Regions from separate parts of the Homo sapiens genome. Here region 2 is linked to region 1. A link is a loop called in an ENCODE intact Hi-C map of the cell type or tissue named here. Cell type or tissue: heart right ventricle. All regions are shown on one strand. Links, peaks and the distances in the headings refer to the core of each region. The heading gives the core; the rest is flanking DNA. Region 1 has its middle 140 kb from the start of ECRG4. Region 2 has its middle 35 kb from the start of ECRG4.

Region 1 (11,872 bases), core at 2,388-7,387:
TCTAAGTAAGTTGCCTAGAGTTAGCAAGGTAACCTATAGAGAAAGAAAAGAGTGATGTGAGAAACTGAAAGGGTGGGAAAGGGGAGGTGAAATGTGGTGTAAATAAATGAAATCCTCACCCATCTTAGCAGAAATCTCATGTCCAAAACAGATAGATCTAGAAATAGGCCAGTTAATTAAAGACATAGAAGCACCTATAAACTAAGGTTGGGAGATAAGGAAGATGAGAGTGTTTTTCCCCTTCAAATGTATTTGAATCTTCTGAGTCTTCTCACAATAAAAATGGCTTACCTGTGTAATAAGAACAAATAAATGTATAATGAAATACAAGTACATTTGCATTATGCATACATGTTGCTACTATAAACCAAAAAGTACCTGAGACAGGTCTCAAACAATTTAAAAGTTTATTTTGCCGAGGATAAGGACATGCCCAGGAAAAAGGAACACAAAGCCACAGGAACAGTCTGTGGTCCATGTCTTTTTCCAAAGATGATTTTGGGGGCTTCAATATTTAAAGGGGGAAAGTGGGCTGGAGGGGAGAGAGGGAGGGTATGGTCACGTTATTGAATCCATGGGTTGCAAGAGAAAAGGGGCCAGGTAAGGTGGCTCATGCCTGTAATCCCAGCACTTTAAGAAGCCTAGGCGGGTGGATTGCTTGAGGTCAGGAGTTCAAGACCAGCCTGGCCAACATGGTGAAACCCTGTCTCTACTGAAAATACAAAAATTGGCCAGGCATGGTGGTGGGTGCCTGTTATCCCAGCTACTCTGGAGGCTGAGGCAAGAGAATCACTTGACCCTGGGAGGTGGAGTTTGCAATGAGCCGAGATTGTGCCATTGCACTCCAGCCTGAGTGACAGAGCGAGACTCCGTCTCAAAAAAAGAAAAGGAAAAAAGAGAAAAGGAGCAGGTAGGGGAATAGTCAATTAGATATTCCTCTCATGCTCAGTAAATTGGCACTTTATGTAAGGATAAGATGAACATAGAGTAGCTACCTGGGAAGCTACTTTTTATCTGTAGCTATCTGCTTAGGAACAAAAGGAAAGGTCTTGCATTACTCCACTTTCAGCTTAGTTTTTTCCTTTTGGCATCGTTAATTGGGATCCCAAGATTTTATTTTCCTTCGACACTGCCCATGTAAATTCAAGTATGCAGGCAGAGAGAGCTGGGGAAGGAAGGAGAATGAGAGAAATGACATTGAAATCCTGTAGTGGAGGTGACTCCACTGCTCCTCTGCTGCGGGCATGGAATTTGCCTCCAGGTGAGTGTGAGGGAGGAAATGGAAGCCCACTCTTCTCTTACTGGGTCTCAGATGTTTGCCACACCGGGTGGGATCTTGATGCTTAGAGATAAGAGTTTTAGTAAAACATGGTGTCCTAAACACAGCCTTTAGGGCGCTAATAGCACTCATGGTCCTCAATATCCAGATGTTGAGTGAGTGGAGACCTCAGTGATCTGACATTGGCTTCTCACAGCAGAAGCACTTTAGATTTGTGCCTAGGTAGTATTTTAAATTCCTCTACCTAGATTAACTGTGAGTGACTGTGTTTACCAGTGCTCTCTGCAGCTGGCTTCATTAGGGGCAAGCAGAGAATGATTGATTCTCCCACGGCTCCTTTAAACTCTTTCCTTCTTTCCTGCCTGTGCATGAAATCTTGAGCAAGTCTCCCAATGTTTTTGGCCCCTTCAAGCACAAAACCAGTCTTGTTTCAATAATTGAAAATTCCCATACAACAGGATTCCAAAATCTTGTCCAGCTGAAAGTGACCCCATCTTAGGCCTGTGCTGGCTGGAAACCTGCGACAGCATGGCAGCTCCTTCCCTGCTCCTCACCTGCCTCCCCACCTCCCTCTCACTGCAATGGGCTGGAAAGGGGCAGAAAGGCGCAGTGTGTGGAGGAAATGCCTTTCCTGACTGGTTCTTTTGTAATGAGGATGTGGATAGATGTGCAATTGCTGGCTGTTCCTCCCACAAAGCACATTGGCCAATGCTTGGAATCCCCCTGCTGCGACATGTGGATCACGTCTGTCCTCTGTGTGGCTCTGTCTGACTCTTCCCATGGCCTGTGAGCTTCTGCTGGAGGCTTCCTCTGTCCCAGACAGTCCTCCTTGGTGGGATCCCCCTTATGATGACCCCAGGCCAGGTCCTCTCTGCAGGGTCCCTGACTGCTCTCCAGAACGCATCACCCTCCATGCAAGTGCACGTGCACTGTTCTCAACCCAGCTGGGAACCCACTATTTCCAACCTAGCCTGTTTTCTTCATTCTGCTCCTACCGAAGAGCTGCTGTAGCCCTTAGGCTTAGTAGGTGGGAAACAAAAGTTTCTCTTCATCCCAAACTCTAGGCAACAGGATATCCAGCTCTCATGAAGTCCAAATCACTTGTCTTGAGGGAAGGGGAAGTACTTCCTCTCTGTGGGGTATGGGCAACCCACACATACTCCCCACCGCCAATCTCTTCCACCAGAACCTGCTCTGAGGCCTTGCTGGGTGACACTGGCAGGACTGGCTCCATAGTCTCCATGCACTCTGCTTTAGGGCACAGCACCCATCGTTCTGCCTTGAGAGATGAGCCCACCACGTTGTCCTCAGCCCTGGGGGCTCCTGCCAAAAGTGAAAGATACAGAGTCCCAGTTTACATCCTGTTACACCCTGAGAGTTTCCCCCGGAGTTTAGTCCTCAAATAAATCCACTAGTAGTGGAGCCTCCTTATTTAAGATACTTAGGTTCAGACTTGTCTGTGAAAGTGTAATTGGAGGTGAGGCAGAAATGGGTTTGTATGAGGGCTCCTGACAGAACGAGAAGGAAGGAGTGGGGGTGGGGGAGGAGAAAAGGAAAAGGAGAGCATCATATCTGCCTGAGAACGGTCCCCACCCTCACACCATGGGTTCCCATCTGAGCTCACTGGGGGACGCACATGCTGAAGAAAATGGCATCCCTATACACACAACGGGGCCGGAGTAGTGGGCACAGGCAAGAAAGGCCTCCCTGGAAGAATGCAAGGGATCCACACAGATGCACCCAATGTCTCTGGAAATGACTGGGCAAGACTTTGAGTGAAACTGGAGACCTGGCATTAATGAATGGGATAAAGCTAGAAAAACCAGAGTTATCCTTGATAATGTCACAACATGGAGTCCACAGGCTGGACAAACCTGGGACCATGGAAGCTATACTTTTAAGATCTTAATACAACGTTCAGTTAAAAAACCCTTCTGCTACCTATTTCCTTTAGAATACAAGATGCTAAGACCTGGAAAGCACCCCTTGCAACATCCATGTTTGACACTTTGGACAAAAGGGTTGGCTGTGCAATTCTTAGGACCCTCATCTCTGTCTGGACATTAGTGCCTCGCTATGGCCTGTGCCAAAACATGCGGTAGCGATAGCACACCCGTAGTAGATTAACATAAGTCATAGCCGTTCAGAAATTTCACCTCCTGCAAAAATGCGTTTAAGCTTTTCTTCAGGGAAGGCTGAGCTGTTGGCCCCAGAAGACTCTCAGCTGACCTAAACAACCCTTCTTTTTTATTTTCAAACAGTCTTAAATAGGTTTCTGCATGTGATGACAACAGACAAAAAGATAAATACAGTACATTGAAATTATTCATCTGGTTAAATATTATTGCAATATCTTGAGACTTTGCTAACTTCTCCTGGAGTTCAGATTCTCAGAGTCCTTTGTGTGAACCTCCACTTAAAATGCACAGCAATTGTGCACCTATTTGATAAACTTCCTCCTGTCACTTTCCGACACACACTGGCCATCAGTGCAAGCCAGTGGCTGAGACCGGCTCTTCTTATGCTGTGCTGTCAGCCACAGCCACTCTGACCATAACCCTGGGCCTCCTTTCTGCAGAATAGATTTGCACAAAGACCTCTCTCATAGCTGTTTCTCTCTGTCCCTAGAGGTCCCTGGGCTACGTCCTTGGGTTGGAACCCAAGCCAAAGCTAAGTGCAATGACACAATTGAGCTATTGTGTGAGCTGTAAGTAGAGGGAGGATGGCAGGGGCCCAGGGCTGACTCACCAGGCACACCTGCCTGGTCTGGCCTTCAGGGATCCCAGAGGGTAGAGACTGGGCCTCCTCATTCCAGGCCTTCCACCCCCAAGGGGTTGGGGACATCTCTTCTGCCTCCTCCTACTGTCCCCTGCTGCATTTCTCCTGGCCTTGTCTTCTCTCTACCTATGCAAAGGCCCAGAGGCCAGGCCCTAGACACAGTAGCCCCAAGCCACACCAGTTCTTCAGCAGCTGTGAGTGGAGCAGGAGCCCACACCCTACCTGGAGTCTGAGGTTGGGGATAAACTGGCTGCTGGCCAGACACTGTGTAACAGGGATGAGCTCCTTTCAGCCATTCATGAAACCTTCAGCCACAGCATTTCTAGCCAGATTAAGAGGCTGGGCAGCTGGGCAGCAGCCTGGGGGTATTAAGTGGAGCCCAAGAATGCTGCTCACAGAACTAGGTCCCCTGAAGTGATCCCTGGAGGAACCAGAAGTTTGAAAGGGTTGAGACCAGGAGCAAATGCAATAACACAGATGATGTCCAAGAGGGGAAATTATGCAGAGGAGGGATGGGTGCTGGCTGGGGACCTGAGATGGAGTAAGGTACCAGGCCCTACCACCAGGAGGCAGGCTTTTGGGGGAAAGTTCCAGAAGCAACTTGCAAGAAGATGGGAACCAGGCCAGAAAGTACATTCTTGGGGATCTCAGAGCAGATTTGAACTTAGTTTGCAGGCATGGCTGGTGCAGCTCTCTGCAGACTCAAACTATACAACATGAGTCACACATAGCTACTGAGCATTTGAAATGTGACATGTTCAAATAAAGATATGCTTAAGTGTAAAACCTATACCAAATTGTTAATAAAATTAAAAATGTAAAATATCTCATTAACAAGTTTTTATATTGATTACATGTTGAAATGATATTATATTGGATATATTGGATGAAAACATTTTTATTAAAATTAATTTCAACCTCTTCCATTTCACTTTTTCCAGTGGGTCTATCAGAAAATTTAGAGTGACATAATTGAGTCAGATTATAATTCTATGGGATAGTGCTGGTCTGGGCTGTTCACTTGCCTGAATTCCCAGGTTCCCCCAGCAGGGTACCTCCATATCTTTGTAACGCTGTGCAATACTCTTCTTAGAATATAGTGTATCTGCAAAAAGAACTAGGTGCTATCAGACAAGAACAGCTAGAAAACAAAAAAGATCTGTTGGATATTAAAAACAAGATGAGTCTATTAATAGATTTATTAGAATAATTGGGCATAATTTTAAGGTCATCTTCTATAATGGAGAGAAAAGATAACAAAATGATAGGAGATGCACTAAAAATCAAACCATTAGGAATTCCCATCCCCCAAAACAGGGAAGAAAATGGTGGAAAGAAAATTATCAAAAGTCCTGGGAGATAGAGGAAGGGCACACAAGGGAAGGGCCAAAAGTGAAATCCTCGTCTGTTATCATGGAAAGTCAATTAAAACCTGAGAAAGGTCAGTCTAATTGTATCCTTAGGGCATTTGGTCTGGAAGTGACTACAAGTGCTGAAAGTGGTGGTCTCTAAAGAAAGGGAAAGTGTTGGCATTACGAATTGGCGAGAAAGAGGCAGACTACTTAGCCTAGAGTGGGTGATCCCTAACCCTGTTTTTTCTTTGTTTTTGGTTCTTGTTTTGTTTTGTTTTTTGAGACAGGGTCTTGCTCTGTCACCCAAGCTGGGGTGCAGTGGTGTGATCATGGCTCACTGCAGCCTCTACCTCCTGGACTCAAGTGATCCTCCCACCTCAGCCTCCCAAGTAGCTGGGACTACAGGCAGTTTGCCACCACTCATGGCTAATTTTTGTAGTTTTTGTAGAGACAGGGTCTCACTCTATTGCCCAGGCTGGTCTCAAACTCCTGGGTGCAAGCAATCCACCTGCTTTGGCCTCCCAAAGTGCTGGTATGTGCCTGAGCCACAGCATCTGGCTTTCTTTCTTTTAAAGACAGTTTTGGATTGTGAAATATACCTACAAAGTAGTAAAAAATTAAATGCACAGTTTGACATATAACTCAAACACCCACATAATGGCCACCCAGGTCAACAAATAGAGCATTATTAAGTTTCCAGAGCCCCTTGCCCATAAATTTCTTCCCCACCCAAGAACCATCCTTCCCTCCAGATGTAACCACTATTCTGACTTTAAAATAATCATACTCTAAACAGACAACCTACAAAATGGGAGAAAATATTCACAAACTATGCATCCAAGAAAGGTCTAATATCCAGAATCTATAAGGAACTTAAACAATTTGACAAGCAAAAAACAAATTTAAAAAGTGGGCAACAGACATGAACAGACACTTCTCAAAAGAAAATGTACAAGCAGCCAACAAACATGAAAAAAGTCTCAACATCACTAATCATCAGAGAAATGCAAATCAAAACCACCATTACTGGTGTATAACCCAAAGGAAAACAAATTGTTCTACCAGAAAGACATATACATGCGTATGTTCATTGCAGCACTATTCACAATAACGAGGACATGGAATCAATCTAGGTGCCCATCAATGGTGGATTGCATAAAGAAAATGTGTTACATATACATCATGTATGACATGGTCTGTGTCCCCAACCAAATCTTATCTTGAATTGTAATCTGAATTGTGTGTTGAAGGAGGGACCTCATGGGAGGTGATTAGATCTTGGCAGTGGGGGTTCCTGCATGCTTTTCTCATGATAGTGAGTGAGTTCTCACAAGATATGATAGTTTTTTAAGGACTTTTCCCCCTTTTGCTCTGCACTTCTCCTTCCTGCCGCTCTGTGAGGAAGGACATATTTTCTTCCCCTTCCACCACGATTGTAAGTTTCCTGAGGCCTCCCCAGCCATGTGGAATAGTGAGTCAATTAAACATCTTTCCTTTGTAAATTACCCAGTCTTGGCCTGTTCTTTATAGCAGCATGAGAATGGATTAGTACAATGGAATACTATGCAACCATAAAAAAGAGTGAAGGCATGTCATTTGCAGCAACAAAGATGTAGCTAGAGGCCATTATTCTAAGCAAATTAATTTAGGAACAGCAAACCAAATACTGTATGTTCTCAGTTATAAAGTGGGAGCTAAACTTTGGGTACACATGGACATAAAGATGGGAACAATAGATACTGAGAACTACTAGAGGCAAGAGAGAAAAAAGGACGCAAGGGCTGAAAAACTACCAATGGGGTACTGCGCTCACTACATGGGTGTCAGCATCATTTGTACTCAAAACCGCAGTGTCACACAATAACCCCATGTAAAAAACCTGCACATGTATTCCCTGAATCGAAAATAAAAGTCGAAATTATTTTTAAAAATAAAATACTGCTCTTGACTCTAATAGATTTATCACCTGTGTATGCAGTGTAGTTCAGCTGAGTCTATTTTTAAATAATATATAAATGGAACCATACTGTGTTATTTTGCATATGTTTCTTTCCCTCCACATTCTATTAATAAAAACCCTCTGGGTTTGTGCCTGTCTGTGTGTATGTGTGTGTGTGTATGTGTCTCTCTGTGTGTGTCTACATCATTTTTGTAACTGAATAGTAAATCTATTGTGTTAACATATAAAAATGCATTTATTCTCTCTACTTTTGATGACTCTCTCCTGATTACTGGAAATGAATAGTGTATCTAAAGCTTAGTGTGCTTCCCCAAAAAGTTGCCTGGCAAAAAAAAAAAAAAAAAAAAGAAAGAAAGGAAAGAAAAAAAAAAGAAAGAAAACTGAAGACAGAACAAAACTTTGAAAAGTAGGGAACATTTTGCCAATTTTATTTCAGGGAATTCACTTTAGTTCAGACAGTAAAAGTGACCTCGTAAGTGAATTTTTTTCCCATACCCCAAGCTTGTATAGACTGGTGGTTCTGGCTTAGCAGGCATCAGAAGCCCCTCAAAAGAGTATTAAATAAAGAATGCTGGAGGCCACCCCCACAGTTTCTGACTCAGGAGGTCTGGGTGGAGACCTAAAAATTTCATTTCTAATAGAAATCAAACTTTGCAAACTACTGCTGTAGACAATTCCTGTGCAGAAACTGAGAGGCATCCTAAAGAGGAAACATCAAATAAGAAACAACAGCATGCTCATTTTTGTGTCAGAAAAGTATTTTAAAGACTCCTAACCTGAAAGCTCATTGGCATCAGAATAGTGTTCTTGTCTGTATGAAAATGAACTTTCAGGCTGGGCGTGGTGACTCATGCCTGTAATCCCAGCACTTTGGAAGGCCGAAGCAGGTGGATCACCTGAGGTCAGAAGTTCGAGACCAGACTGGCCAATATGGTGAAACCCTGTCTCTACTAAAAACACAAAAATTAGCCAGGCATGGTGGCTGGGGCCTGTAATCCCAGCTACTTGGGAGGCTGAAGCAGGAGAATTGCTTGAACCTGGGAGGCAGAGGTTGCAGTGAGCTGAGATCGCACCATTGTACTCCAGCCTGGGTGAAAAGAGTGAAACTCCATCTAAAAAAAAAAAAAAAAAAAAAAAAAAAAGAACTTTCAGTAGAGCTAAATCAGATTTGACTGAGGCAACTAGATGGCCTATTGCACTCAGTTTCTCAATCTATGACCATATTGTCTCAAAAGATAATACATGGTAATAAAAAAATTAGTTCATTCACTCTTGAGATTTCAGTGTTATTTCCCTAACTCAGTGTATTATAGGAAAAGTCATTAATGAGGATCCTTATTTTAAAATTTGATTTGAGAGATTTTAGCAAGATGTATTTGCAATCTCCTTACTAAGCTCATTAATTCTAATAGCTTTTCTGCAGACTCCATCAGATTTTCTCCATAGAGAATCATGAGGTCTGGGAATAAAGAGGAGATGGTGCTACCAGAACCTGGGAGCTGGGCTCACCCGGCAGAAACTAAAGTCCATGCGGACTCCAGGAGATGGAAACAAAAGGAACAGCTGCCGCTGCTGCTGGAGATGCTGCCCAAGGCTCTCCTCAGCCTCCCACTAGACCCTCCCAGTGGCCAGGAGCCGCTGCCTGGGGCGTGGGAAACAGCCTGCAGAGCCTGCCACAGGACGGGAGCCCACAAAGGGCAAAGTGGAGAAGGGAAGCAAAGAGGCCAAGAACCAGCATGGATATTAAGACATCAGGGCTGTAAGGGAGCAATTGCAAAGACTGGGAAGGGCCACTGGTGGAGTGGAAGGGAGGCCAGCTGAAGGCAGATGAAGGAAACCTTTCAGGGATGCAGGGCGAGCCACAGTGAGGCTGAGCAGTGACCACTGAATTCAGCAACACGCAGGTTGGTGGTGAGCGGAGGGGAAACCTGATTGGAATCTGCTAAGGAGACTGCGGGAGGAGAGAAACTGGAGCCAGAAGTACAGGAGCTTCTACTGAGGTTGTGCTGCAAAGTGCAAGAGCTGTAAGAATCAGCAAGGTTGGGAGAAGTTTGCCTGTGTTTAAATTAGGAGAAATCATCCATGTGGAGGCCAGTGAGAATGGTCCAAGAGTCCTCCTCAAATCACTCAATACCTATGCATTGTGGTTAACCCTCAAACAACATGCAGGTTAAGAGCACTCACCCCTTGCACAGTTGAAAATCCCAGTAAAACTTTTCACTCCCCCAAAACATAACTACTAACAGCCTAGTGTTTACTGGAAGCCTTACTGTTGGGAGAGACACAAGGTCAGACATAATCAGGTCCATGCCCATTTGTGTCTTTCCCCAAGGTCAGGCCTTTATTGATGCTATTTCAGTCATAAAAGCCACAGGCTGCATGGAGTTCCCAAGGAGGCAATTCTCCGTACCACTTCGTTCCCTCAGGAGTCAGGGCTACAGGCTCACAGGCTCAAGCCACTCCACAGGTCAGTTGATATCGCAAACCATACCTAGTAGGATACTTAATCAATATATACACGTTATAGATTAAACATTCCACATCAAACAGAGCAACATTTAACATCAAGAGAAAAGGGGATAGGAAAGCGGTTAATTAATCAGTCCAAGGACAGTGACATGGACAAGGAGAGGGTCCTGGGCAGATCTAGGTGCACAGCAGCGTCTTGTAAGGGAGAGCCCTCGATTTGGACAGAGCCCTCAGTGACAGATGCCAGATGCTGATCACGAGTGATAGCAGGATGGTATTTCATAAAACAGCGGTGTCCAGCTGGTGGACTCCTGCTGTTTTGTAGCCCTTGAGTCCTCTGGCGAGGACTGATTGATAATAAAGAGTGTGTCTGGCTATGCTCTGGCCATAGAGACAGTCAGGTGCTGTCTCTATTGATTAGGGGAACATCTGGTCCTGTTGTCATGATGCCTTTTGAAATGTAAGATGGAGTCTTTTTCTAAGATGGACTTACTTATGTCACAGGTGCTCTGTACACTTTACCAATAACATAAACAGTGCATTACCCATATTTTGTATGTTATATGTATTATGTACTATATTCTTACAATAAAGTAAGCTGGAGAATAGAAAATGTTATTAAGAAAATTATAAGAAAGTGAAAATATAGTTACTATTCCTTAAATAGAAGTGCATCATCACGAAGGTCTTCATCCTCATCATCTTCATGTTGAGTACACTGAGGGAAAGAGGAAGGAGGGATAGGTCTTGCTGTCTCAGGGGTGGCAGAGGTAAAAGAAAATCCATATATAAGTGGACCCATGCTATTCAAACTCGTGTAGTTCAAGGGTCAATGGTATTGTGGACTCCCTGTTTCATGTGAGAGGAGGCCAACTCAAACTAAAGCAAAATAAGAGAAATGGGAACATAACAAGGACATGGAGATACCTCATGGAGCCCTGAAACTAGAATGCGGCAAGGATGCAGGAGAAGCTGAAACCAGAGATGGAAATGGCCTTGGGACACCCTCTCCAATTCATGGCTTTATTTCCATCTTCTCATCCACTGATTCTTTACTCTCATGATAGATGGTTCTATCTTCACTGGCAGAACTTGTGAGCTCTTTGCAAGGTGGCCCAAGAGGCATCACGCCCCGCTCTCCAGCCACTCTTGGAGGCCCTTACAGGACCAGGCATCCTGAGAGCTGGACGCCTGAGAGATCTACGCCTGAGAGCTCCTGAGATTCTTTTTAAAAAATTGTACATATTTTATTTTATTTTTTTTAGAAACAGCATCTCACTCTGTTGCCCAGACTGGAGTGCAGTGGTGTGATCACAGCTCACTGTAGCCTTGAACTCCTGGACTCAAGCAATCCACCTGCCTCATCCTCTCAAGTACCTGGGACCACAGGCACATGCCACCATGCCCAACAAATTTTTTATTTGTAGAGATGGGTTCTTGCTGTGTTGCCCAGGCTGGTCTCAAACTCCAGGCCTAAAGTGGTCCCCCTACCTCAGCCTCCCAAAGTGCTGAGATTACAGGTGTGAGCCACCACACCCACACTGAGATTATTTTTACCACTTCCGCCACTAGGAGAAGAGCTGTTCTCAACCATCTTGATTTCCAGCCCACAGATTCGAGAGAAAATCTGATGGGCTGAGCTTAGGGAGTTACTTATTCGTAGCACAAACAACTGCGGCCATAAGAAGTGGTGTTTCAGTTTACAGAGCAGTAACTGTGTCAAAGGGTGGTAAAGAGAAAAGGCATTTCGCAGAAAATTAGGAACTGTGCAGAGTAAATATTCAATACAAAATAGTAATAGGATTGGAATTTGTCAGCAGGTAGCTGGTTCCCAGTGGGTTTCCAGCCAATAGAAATGGGCTCCCAGAGCCCTGGGTGATTGAGCAAACTACAGAAATTTAAAAATCAATATATGCAAGGGCCAAGTTGCTGCTTGGGAAACTGACAAATCTGAGGGCCAGATCATTCAGTGTCACTTCCAACACACTTCTGGTTTTTCCCAGACTGCAGAGGCTGAGCAGGTGAAAAATCTCA
Region 2 (11,872 bases), core at 3,631-8,630, 110 kb after region 1:
ACTAAGCTCTTCTGACCTGACACTCTATTTCTAGATGTATCCTTCCCTTTCTAGATGCGTCCTTCCCTTTCTAGATGTATCCTTCCCTTTCCTTATTCTCTGTCTTTTTCTGGGATGGGGGCTGAGTTTGGGATGTTAGTACAGACAGTGTGATGGGAGAGATCTTTCTTACTTTTCCAATTATGTTCTCTGTCTCTCTCCCTCTCTGTCTCTGTCTGTCTCTCTCTGTCTCTCCTCTGTCTCTGTCTTTCTCCTTCTCTCTCTCCCCTTCTATGTCTTCATCTCTTTCTCCTCTCTGTCTCTCTCTTTCCCCATTTGCTATCCCTCTCTGCCTCTTTCTCTGTCTTTCTTTCTCTCTGCTTCTCTCTCTCTTCCTTTCTTGTTTTCTTTCTTTCTCAACCTCCTCTGGCTACAAATGAGATCTATACCAGATTTTAAATCCTGCCTTTAACTTTGTGATAAACCACTATTCACTGCTTTGAATTTCAGAAATTAGAAATATTGAGCATATGTCCCCGTAGGCACCAGGGAAAAGCATTTTCTTGTTCACAGAGGTGTCACCTCTTTTTCCTTGCAAAATTCTGCCCTGGAGCAGATCTCATGTGTGGGCCTGAATAAAAATGTGACTAGAAAGTAATAATATGGTCGACTTTTCTTTTTTTTTTTTCCTGATAAGTGAGCGTAGTACCCTTCAGTTAGGTGCTCTGAGAGCCTAAGCATTTATTCCAGTCCACTCCTTTCGGGACATTGAGTTTAGACTCTGCCTCATATTTTGGGGGCAATTCCCAGTACTAACAAATATTTGTCTTTGGGAGTGTTTTTATTTTTGGAACCAACCAAATGCTCTTTAGAGCCCTGGTGAAGGTGGGTGATCTGGCAGGACGATGGCACATTTGGTCAAAAAGACGAAGATGTGACTCTAGTGCTTCTCAGAAGAGGCTACACCCTGCAGGTGGAGGGAGGATGCATAGGAAGATGTGCAATATTATACCTTTATATTTGAAAAAAATGCCTCTTGGAAACTTAAAATAACATTAAAAGGAGGCATAAGAATTTTAGGTATGTGAAAAGGGAACTATCGTTTTTAAATGTTTGAGAAACTGCTTTAAGATAACAAAGGAAATATTCCTGTGTAGTCAGAAAAAGAGCTATGGACACAAGTTTCTGCAAGGGCTCAAGTACATTGCAGCAGCAGGTGGTGGTGAAGCTGCCCCACTCTGAAGCCTGGTATCAGACGCACAGGGTCAGGCAAGCAGGAAATACCAGGACTGCCCACGTCCCCTCACACAAGGTCTCAGCAGGCCTCAGTCCCACTGGGAATTTTAATGGAGCTTGTTAGCTAACCAGGGAAGCCCTGGAGGAGGCCAACCTGCGATGGAGAAGAATCTGGAAACCTTCTAATCTTTGGAAGAACTGAAGCCATTCATAATGTGTGTCTTTAGGAGAGGAGGCCCGTGGGATATTGGCCAGCTGCCTTCAAATATTTGACGGGTTGATGTGAAAAAAAGCTTTGACTTATTCTGTGTATCTCATGGGGGAATACATGAAAAAGAAAGAATGTCCTTTCTTTTTCTTTTCCTTTAACCTGTTTTATTTCAAAAAGGATCAACAGCAACTTACTTACAAAGATTCATATGACCCAACAAGACAAAATGAAATCCCAGCATCTAGATAATAAAATCAAAGTAAAGAGAAAAGAAAGGTTGGAAAAAGACATGAAATAGAAAGGCGATTAGGACACAGAAGGATGTGGTTAAGTGGGTTATAGGTGGGGCTCTAATGTTTTATGATAGTAGAACTAAGTCAACGAATTAAAGAGGGTTGGGCTTGGGGATAAAACTAGGAGAAATTTCCAAATTCTCATTGTCCAGCCATGGGAGAGGTCACCCTGGGTGTGGAAAGGTCCTCAGCATTGCAAGATGACCTGACTTGGCCTCGAATTATGACTATCAGCAACTGGGAGGGGAATCCCATCCTGGAAGGAAGACAGGCTGGGCAGAATGAACTCCCAAGTTCCACAAAAATCGTTGGTTTAGGAATCAGTCTCATTACTGTGTACATTGTGATGGGTTCACAGCCACAGTCAACTTACCATACATGGGTCATCTGAGTGTTGTTGAGGCAGAAAAGATGTTGTATTCCTCAAAGGACCTCCCCTCAATTCCTTTCTGAAACCCATAATCCCCAAGGCAAGTACTTTAATTCCCTGAAGAGAGATAAGGATGGAATGCAAGACCTAAGGACTCACAACACATTTTTAAAAGTTACACTAAGTTGGAGGTGACTGACACAGAGACCTTCCAAAGAGCAGAGGCCATGGGAAATGGAAAAGGCATGTGGCTGCTGGGCCCCGAAGGAGCATCCTTCAGAGCTGCCCCAATCTGATCTCCCATGCCACCAGGATACTTCTCGTACCTGGTCATGGGGACCCTGTTTTTACATGAGAAAATATGGTTTTCACAGTATGGAGATTCCCCAAAGAACTAAAAATAGAACTACCCTTCAACCCAGCAACCCCACTACTAGGTATCTGCCCAAAGGAAAAGAAATCATCATATCAAAAAGACACCTGCAGTCATACATTATCACAGTGGTAGCCACAACAGCAAACCATGGAACCAATCTAAGTGTCCGACAATGGATGATCGCATAAAGAAAATGTGGTATAGGCCATGCGCGGTGGCTCACGCCTGTAATCCCAGCACTTTGGGAGGCCAAGGTGGGCGGATCAACTGAGGTCAGGAGTTCAAGACCAGCCTGGCCAACATAGTGAAACCCCGTCTCTACTAAAAATACAAAAATTAGCTGGGTGTGGTGGCACATGCCTGTGGTCCCAGCTACTCGGGGGGCTGAGACAGGAGAATCGCTTGAACCCAGGAGACAGAGGTTGCAGTGAGCTGAGACCTTACCATTGCACTCTAGCCTGGGCGACAGAGCAAGATTCCATCTCACAAAAAAAAAAAAAAAAAAAGAAAAAGAAAATGTGGTATATATACACCATGGAATAACTTTGTAACCATAAAAAGAATGAAATCATGTCTTTTGCAACAACATGGATGGAGCCGAAGGCCATTACCCTAAGTGAAATAACTCAGAGGCAGAAAATCAAATACTGCATGTTCTCACTTTTAAGTGGGAACTAAACAATGGTATACGTGGATACACAGAGTGGAATAATAGGCACTGGAGACTCCAAAAGTGGGAAGGGTCAGGGTTGTGAGAGTTAAAAAATTACCTACCGAGTACAGTGTTCGCTCTTTGGGTGATGAGTACACTAGAAGTTCAAACCTCAGCATCACGCAATATATTCGTGTAACAAAACTGCACTTGTACTCCTGAATCTTATTAAAATAAAAGTAAATAAATAAACATTTTTTTAAAAAGAAAATATGTTTTCAGTGTTTCAGCAACCAAGGTGTATGCCCCATGGGTCACTGGATGTGACTAGCGTTTCTTTATTTAGGGTACTACCCAGGAAGGCTGAACATGGCCACCTTCAACGTCTGAATCTCTCCAACAACACAGTGAAAGGTTTTTTCCTTGTCTGTCCTGGTCGAAAGAGGAGGCATGGCTCTCCTTAAAGGTGTGACTTGGACCTTGGTTTCCACTATCTTTTGCGCCTCCATCATCACTTGGCCTCTAGGCTTGCCACACAAGAGGATAGAAGGCGTGGCACAGTATGGCCACACCTCTGCTCACACCTCTGTGACCTATTTCCTGCCATAAAAGTTACTATCTCACTAGCTGGCTCCAGCCTTCTTGGAGAACCAACTCTCCTGGTTAACTGCTAAGGGAAGGTGAGGTACAGAGGGCATGGGTGTTGGTGGGAGACCAGGCAGCCACAGAGGTGGCCCCAGTGCTCTGGCTGGAGAAAATGAGAGAAGTTTTGCCTTGCTTCTGAAAGGGAGGAAATAGTGAAAGGAGTTGGCCTGATCTGGTGAACCTGGGGCTTTTCAGGGCAGGGTGAGGGTGCATGATGGGGGAGAATTGCCTGGTGGAGCTTCCAAAGGGGTTTGAGGACATGTACATCTCAGGTTCTATGGAAACTTGCTTGTCTGCATTGGTGTGATATAAGCAATCCTGTTTCCTCCAAATCTTCAGCAGGGTTTATTACATACAAAATTACCACCATCCTGCCAGGTTCCAAGTTGTAAGCAACAGAAACCTATTCTGGCTAGTTGAGGAGCAAATGCATTTGGTAAAGGGTATTAGCTGGATCGAAGAACTCCTGGGGACCAGAGAACTGGGCTGGAGACTTTATGGTAAACGGTCATGCCCAATTCACCCCAGAATGGGCCCGGTGGAGCCCACACTGTGGTCATTTCTAGCATAGATGCTGCAGTATGCACCACCATCTCCTTGGAGGCAGGCCTCCAAGGCCACCTCTGTGGCTGCCTGGTCTCCCACCAACACCCATGCCCTCCGTACCTCACCTCCCCTTAGGGTTAACCAGCCGAGTTACTTCTCCAAGACATCCGGAGCCAGCTGATGAGATAACCTTTATGGCAGGATATAGGCCACCTTGCCTAAGGTCCTGCCACTGCTCTCTCTGAAACCTGTGTGTAGCTGCCACCACCTTCACCAGTGTCACTACCCCTGATTCAGGGTCTCTGGTGATTTCATCTCTCTGTTTCCCTGGGAGACTTGCCTGAGCCCTGGAGGCAAGAGAGGCTAGCACAGCAAACCAGCTCCACAGAGACTCCCAGGTGTTCAAGGTCTCAAATCTAGGAAGGCTGGATTAAAATGCATGATAAATATCTGCTCTGTGACTCTATGTGGAAATCAAAGAAGAAGCTGTATTTTTTTTTCTTTTTAGTCTGAGAAGAACAGAGATTTGGGACCTGACAGTATATGAACAGGAGAAGGAGTAAATCCTGACACACCCCACCACTCCAATTTTCCCAGCAAAAATCTTGGGCAGGGTGTGGACATCCACAGATTGTAGAATGAGGTGTTAAGCATACTCTGACCTACATCTCATGGAATAGATGGGTCCAGGTGCTGTAATCTGATCAACCCCCTTCCAGTAAGAAAATGCCTTAAAACTTCCCTTTGAAAATAAGAAAACTACCTAGATAGAAGAAATTATCCCAGCCATAGGGAACTAGGCAGCATATTCTGTTGCCTCTTATCAGAGTCTGGCCCTAACTGGCTGTGTGTCTGCAGGCAAGCCATTTAGCCTCTCTGGGCTTCTGTTCAATGAAGGGCTCTGGGGGATTTCTATCTATTATTTTGCACTCAGCATTCACAGTTTAGTCCATTCACTTCAGGGAAACTTTTTTCCTGTACTTTTTTGAGATATAATTTATACAAAGTGCACAATGTAGTGTACAGCTTGATGACTTTTTAGGCGCACACACACACACACACACACACACACACACACACACCCCTCATGTAACCACAACCCTGATCAAGATATGAAACATTTCCCACATCCAGAATGTGTCTTTGCGTTTCTTCCAGCCAATACCCCACACTCCAGGTTTAACCACGGTTCCGACCTCTATCACCATGGCTTCGTTTTGCCTGTTCTTGAACTTCATATAAAATAGAATCATACAGTGTACTTTTGAACGTCTGGTTTCTTTCATATATAACATGATACTTTGAGATCCATCCGTGTCATTTTAGGTAGATTTTAAAAACTGCAATTGAAAATTCTGGAATAGAAAATTATTCCTGGCTTTTAAAAATAGACATGCCATGTACAGGAAGGATGGGGAGATTTTCTAGGTCAGCAGAGGGTGCAGCGTTGTCTCCTCTGAGACCGGAGATCTTGATTCAAGCTGCAGAATGTGATTCTGTGGCTGATCCAAAGATTTTATGAACAGTGAGTAAGGCAAGGAGGAAGGGGAGAGGGGAAAGAGCGGGAAGGGAAGGGTGGGTGAGGAAGAAGGCAGGGGTGCTGGGGAGCTGCGGGAGCTTGCGCTTCCTTTTCTGGCATCTACTGTTCTCTCAGATCAAGTACAGTTGTGTAAACAGATCTGTGCCTGGAATGTAAGGAAGGAGGGAGGGGAGCCAAGTAAGTCAGAGACTGCTGGAAAACAGGAAGAACTTGCCTGAAATAGACTAGCTCGTGCCTTCAGGATGGGACTCCTGGAGAAGCCATCAGGCCTGTGAATCAGGCACAGCACAGTAGAAGCACTACCTGGCATTGTGCTGTCCAGGCCTGGGGTGGCACTGTCCCTGTCCGGGCCCCTGTACTAAGTAGTCGAGTATTAATGGGCTGGCAGAGCAACTAGCCAAGCAGAGGCCCCCGTGGCTTAGGGGCTCATCTTTACTCAGCGAGATGAGTGTGGGACTGGCGGGGACTGTCCCTTCCAGTCCCCACTCGTCTTCCCCTCCCACTCCACCCCCAGCCAGCTGCTCTCAGCATCAGGGTGTTGAAAACTTGCATCACACTACATGGAACGTTGTAATTGTGAAATAGTTCATGAGAGATGGAAGGTGGACTTTTACCTTTGAATCTTTGTTCATAAACAAATGGTGCTGTACCCAGTGGGAATTCCACACCATCTCCCAATGCATCCCATCAGTAACAGGTTTTTGCCTCTTTACCTGCGTTTCTCTTAACTGTGATTATTATTTTTTTGAGATAGGGTCTCACTCTGTCACCCAGGCTACAGTGCAATGGCATGATCTCAGCTCACTGTAACCTCTGCCTCCTGGGCTCAAGCAATACTCCTGCCTGAGCCTCCTAAGTAGCTAGGATGACAGGTATGTGCCAGCACGCCCCACTAATTTTTGTATTTTTTTTTGTAGAGACAGGGTTTCACCATGTTGTCCAGGGTGGTCTGAAACTCCTGGGCTCAAGCAATCCACCCGCCTCAGTCTCCCAAAGTGCTGGGATTACAGGCGTGAGTCACCATGCTTGGCCTAATTATTTTAATGAAGTATTAAAAAATTATTTTTTGCTCTGACGAAAGCTGATCTTGTATTCTCCCCCATTCTCTGTTCACTTTATTATTTCCTTACAGGCCTTAAGCAACTGGACACTTCTGTTTACATACTAACAAAGTCCATGGATTCAGGTACACTGAGGAATCAGTTGCTGCTGTTTCCATTAAGACTTTTGGCCTTGAAAAAATATCTTTTAAAAAAATAATTTAGACTTTTTTTTTTTTTTTTGAGACAGAGTCTCGCTCTGTCACCCTGGCTGGAGTGCAGTGGCCCAATCTCGGCTGGCTCACCACAACCTCTGCCTCTAGGTTCAAGCGATTCTCCTGCCCCAGCCTCCAGAGTAGCTGGGATTTCAGGCATCAGCCACCACGCCCACCTAATTTTTTGTGTGTATTTTAGTAGAGACGGGGTTTCACCATGTTGTCCAGGCTGGTCTCAAATTCCTGACCTCAAGTGATCTGCCCATCTCAGCCTCCCAAAGTGCTGGGATTACAGGCGTGAGTCACCACACTCGGCCGTAATTTAGACTTTTATTTTAGATTCAGGGGGCATATATGCAGGTTTGTTATATGAGTATACATGTGTGATGCTTAGACTTGGGGTACAATTGATCCCACCATCCAGGTACTGAGCATAGTACCCAATAGTTTTTCAACACTTGCTGCCTCAGTTTCTTCCCCAGTTTCTATTGTTGCCATTGTTTTGTCCATGAGTACCCAAAGTTTAGCTCCCACTTATGAGTGAGAACATGTGGTGTTTGGTTTTCTGTTCCTGTGTTAATTCACTGAGGATAATGGCTTCCAGCTGCATCCATGTCGCTGCAAAGGACACGTAAAATCTTATCTTTAAAAAAAAATGTCAGCTGGGCACGGTGGCTCATGCCTGTAATCCCAGCACTTTGGGAGGCAGAGGGGGGGTGGATCACCTGAGGTCAGGAGTTCGAGACCAGCCTGGCCAACATGCTGAAACCCCATCTCTACTAAAAATACAAAAAAATTAGCCAGGCATTGTGGCGGGCGCCTATAATCCCAGCTACTAAGGAGGCTGAGGCAGGAGAATTGCTTGAGCCCCGGAGGTGGAGGTTACAGTAAGCTGAGAACATGGGCCACTACACTCCAGCCTGGGCGTCAAGAGTGAAACTCCATCTCAAAGAAAAAAAAAAAGCAACATCAAATCCAGGGCCAGTGAAAAATTGTTTCCAAATTGGCCATGCTCCAATGTGGATTTTTAAAAGTGGAATGAACAACAATGGGACACAAGTATACATCTATTAGAATGGCGAAAATCCCAGAAGCTGACAATGGCAATTTCTGGTGAGGATATGGAGCAACAGGAAGTCTCATTCACTGCTGGTGGGAAAGAGAAATGGTACAGCCACTTTGGAAGACAGTCTGACAGTTTCTACAAAGCTAAGCATACTCTCACTATATAATGCAGCAATTGCACTCCAAAGTATTTACCCGACTGATGTGAAAACTTATATCTGCACAACAACTTGCACTCAAATGTTTATAGCAGCTTTATCGATGATTGCCAAAACATGGAAGTAACTGAGATGTCCTTTAACAGGTGAATGAATAAGCAATCTATGGTATATCCATACAATGGAATACTATTTAACAATTAAAAAGGAATGGACCCTCAGTCCAAACAACAATGTGGATGAATCTTGAATGCATATTGCTAAGTGAAAGGAGGCAGCATGAATAGACTGCATACTGTATGATTTCATTTTATGATATTCTAGTAAGGGAAGAGTTACAGAGATAGAAAACAGATTTATGTTCATCAGGGGATTGGGGAAGAAGAGGGGAGGAATAGGGAAAGCACCCAGAATTGTTTTACAGCCGTGAAATTATTTCATAAGGCACTGTAGTTGTGGAGACATGACACTATGAATTTATCAGTTGGGAGATTGGTAATCCCAGGATGGAATCCAGCCTGTGGCAAAACAATCTAACTGTATTACAATGTGGCATAACCTCACTGAAGGAGGCAGGAGAAAAGGTGATGATCTGAGTAACTTGGAAATGAGTGGAGCCTGCAGGACTAAAGACAAAAGAAACAATACAGAAGTACTATACTCCAGCTGATAAAGTTGTTTCTTATGTGCTTTGGGTTAACAATTTTGATACTTCTCTACATGTATACTTGGATTAAGACTATTAGTAAAAGATGATGGATGGTGGGAGGCAGGTTTCTCTCTATTGGAGTAAATGGTTACAGAAAGCCAAGGGAATGCCTAGAATGAACCATGTGGTTCTCTGTGTGAGACATTAGTCTAGACTCATGTTTAGCTTAACGTAGATACAGATCAATAATTATGGAAATAATTCTGGATATGTGTGCACACACAGGTAGACCCACCCTCATATATTTCCAAACTCTGTCTGCTGAAAGGGCCTAGAATCAATGAACCCTGGTAATGACAAGCTAACTCATCACCCTGATTTTGGTTTCTAATGCCATTAAAGGAACCAGAGCTCCTTGGAGAAATGGCTGAGTTTAAGACTGTGGTGGGAAATGCACCTGGAGATGAACTTGGAACCTCTTATAATCACAGAAGATAAGAAGGACCTCAGAAAACAAAAGCATGTGGCCGGGCGTGGTGGCTCAGGCCTGTAATCGCAGCACTTGGGAGGCCATGGCAGGTGGATCTCTTGAGGTCAGGAGTTCAAGACCAGCCTGACCAACATGGTGAAACTCTGTCTCTACTAAAAATACAAAAACATTAGCCGGGTATGGTGGGGGATGCCTGTAATCACAACTACTTGGGAGGCTGAGGTGGGAGAATCACCTGAACCCGGGAGGCAGAGGTTGCAGTGAGCTGAGGTTGCAGTGAGCTGAGATTGCGCCATTGCACTCCAGCCTGGAGTGGGTGACAGAGCAAGACTCCATCTCAAAACAAACAAACAAAACAAATAGAAAAACCCACAAAAGCCTGGGATTACATCAAAAGAACACAGGAGCCAACAGAAAGGGCTCCCAATGGCCAAACCCAGAACAATTTGAGCAACAAAGTAAATAATGTAATTTGGATTATAACCCAAAGTATAAAATAACAACAACAGTGTGTTTGTAGTTAGATAAATAAGGGATTGAATAGCTAAATACACAGGGTAGAATAGACAAAACTCCTATTCAGAATTTCAAATAATTTATGTAGATACTTGCTTCTCAAAGAGGTGGGACATAACTTCCCACAAGTAACTGTACGCTGAGCCTAGTGACTTCCTTCCAATGAGTACGGTGTGGAAAATGTCAGGGTTGAGACGGAGACTGCCTCAGCCAGGTCATGAAGACTAGCATCAACAGCGACAAGTCATGCTGATGTATGGACTCTTGATGTGATGCAGTGAGAATGGCATTTTACTTCTGAGATCTTCCTCCCAAAATCCTAACCCCAGTCTAATCATAAGAAACATGTCAGACAAAAGTAAATTGAAGGACCTTCTGCAAAATACCTGACCAGCACTCCTTAAAACTGGAGAGGTCACCAAAGACAAGCAAAGTCTAAGAAACTGTCAGAGCCAAGAGGAGCCAAAGGAGACACGACAACTTAATATAATATATCCTGGATGGGATCCTGGGACAGAAGACAGACATTATATAAAAACGAAGGGGGGGCTGGGCAAGTGGCTCATGCCTATAATCCCAGCACTTTGGGAGGCTGAGGCGGGCAGATCACTTGAGGTCAGGAGTTCGAGACTAGCCTGGCCAACATGGTGAAACCCCATCTCTACTAAAAATACAAAAATTAGCTGGGCATGGTGGCAGGCACCTGTAATCCCAGCTACTCAGGAGGCCGAGGCAGGAAAACTGCTTGAACCCAGGAGGCGAAGGTTGTAGTGAGCCAAGATCACACCATTGCACTCTAGGCTGGGCAACAGAGCGAGACTCCGTCTAAAAAACAAAACAAAACAAAAACGAAGGGAATCTGAGTAAAGCCTGGACTTAATTAATAATAACTACGCGTCAGTGTTAGTTCATTAATTGTGACAAATGTGCTATAGGAATGTAAGATATTAACAATAGGAGAAACTGGGTGTGGGGCTGTAAAAACTCTCTGTGTTTGCTTTGCAACTTCCTGTACATCTAAAACAATTTTAAAATATAAAGTTGATTTAAAGTGGAATGGATAAATATAGCTAACATTTATGCCAAGGTAAAGAAAAATTTTTTTCACCAGAAATTCTCTGAATTGTGTCAAAAATCTAACAATGAATTTGGAAGATGTGTTTGATGAGTGCTTCTGGAATCCAGGCTGAGCCTCCATGCTCCCTACTGCAAAAGGCGAAACCTCATCCCCTAGATATGAGATAAAAAGAAGGATATGTTTTGTACAGGATAAGTTTTGCTCATGAAAGGAATGCAAATAAGAATTGGGAGAGGGAAGGCCCAGGAAGTCAAGCGGAGAGTGGTAGGAAAATTGTGATGAGATGTGAGAAACCTTCCTTCTTCAGCAAAGCCTCCTTAATCAATCAAACTCTTGGTGGGTGTGAATTTTTAAAATTTTAATAGAAAACTGATGAAGAGGCTGAGTTTTGCATTGGGGTAAAGAAAGAGGAATTTAAGAAGTCAAAACTTTTAAGCCATTTTATTTAATAAAGACCTACAAGGATTGAAGTTTTTTGGGAATTAACAGAAATACTCAGTAGGGCAACTCAACCCTGGTCCTGGGATGGAGGATTTCAAGGCAATGGGACCTACCTGTCAAGGCGCAGAGAGGAACACCAGGTGACGTCTGGAGAGATGCTGATTTAAATTGTTGACTCAAACTGAAAATTATCTTAATAACAAAAAGTTGAGTGCTATCTCAGAACATTGGAGGGTTAGTTACTAAATCAAGAGCATCATGCTGAATCACTGCTACTGCTTCTCTCCCTCTTCCCCTACCCTCTGAAACCATGGTCAGACACTGGCAAAGTTGTGAAGCAGTCTAGGGTCATTTCTGGTTTTCTTTCCCCAG

Evidence for each region. A loop is a pair of places that touch in the nucleus more often than their neighbours do. Peaks named below come from ENCODE experiments on the same cell type or tissue, not always from the same donor. Only the 100,000 strongest peaks of a DNase experiment are listed, where the experiment ranks them.
Region 2: a loop joins it to region 1, with 1.9 times the contacts of the local background. A loop is called at or near these places in 7 of 110 quality-filtered maps.

Annotation. Positions count from the first base shown.
Region 1 is chr2:105,915,450-105,927,321 of GRCh38, forward strand. No RefSeq gene overlaps it. Among named protein-coding and RNA genes, the nearest start is that of ECRG4, 140 kb to the right of the region's middle. In heart right ventricle, for the core only: a CTCF peak has its summit at 4,602 (motif pointing right); DNase peaks (open chromatin) are centred at 4,002 and 4,632; H3K27ac peaks cover 1,044 bases.
Region 2 is chr2:106,024,706-106,036,577 of GRCh38, forward strand. No RefSeq gene overlaps it. Among named protein-coding and RNA genes, the nearest start is that of ECRG4, 35 kb to the right of the region's middle. In heart right ventricle, for the core only: no CTCF peak of the experiment used is centred there; a DNase peak (open chromatin) is centred at 6,116; H3K27ac peaks cover 4,699 bases.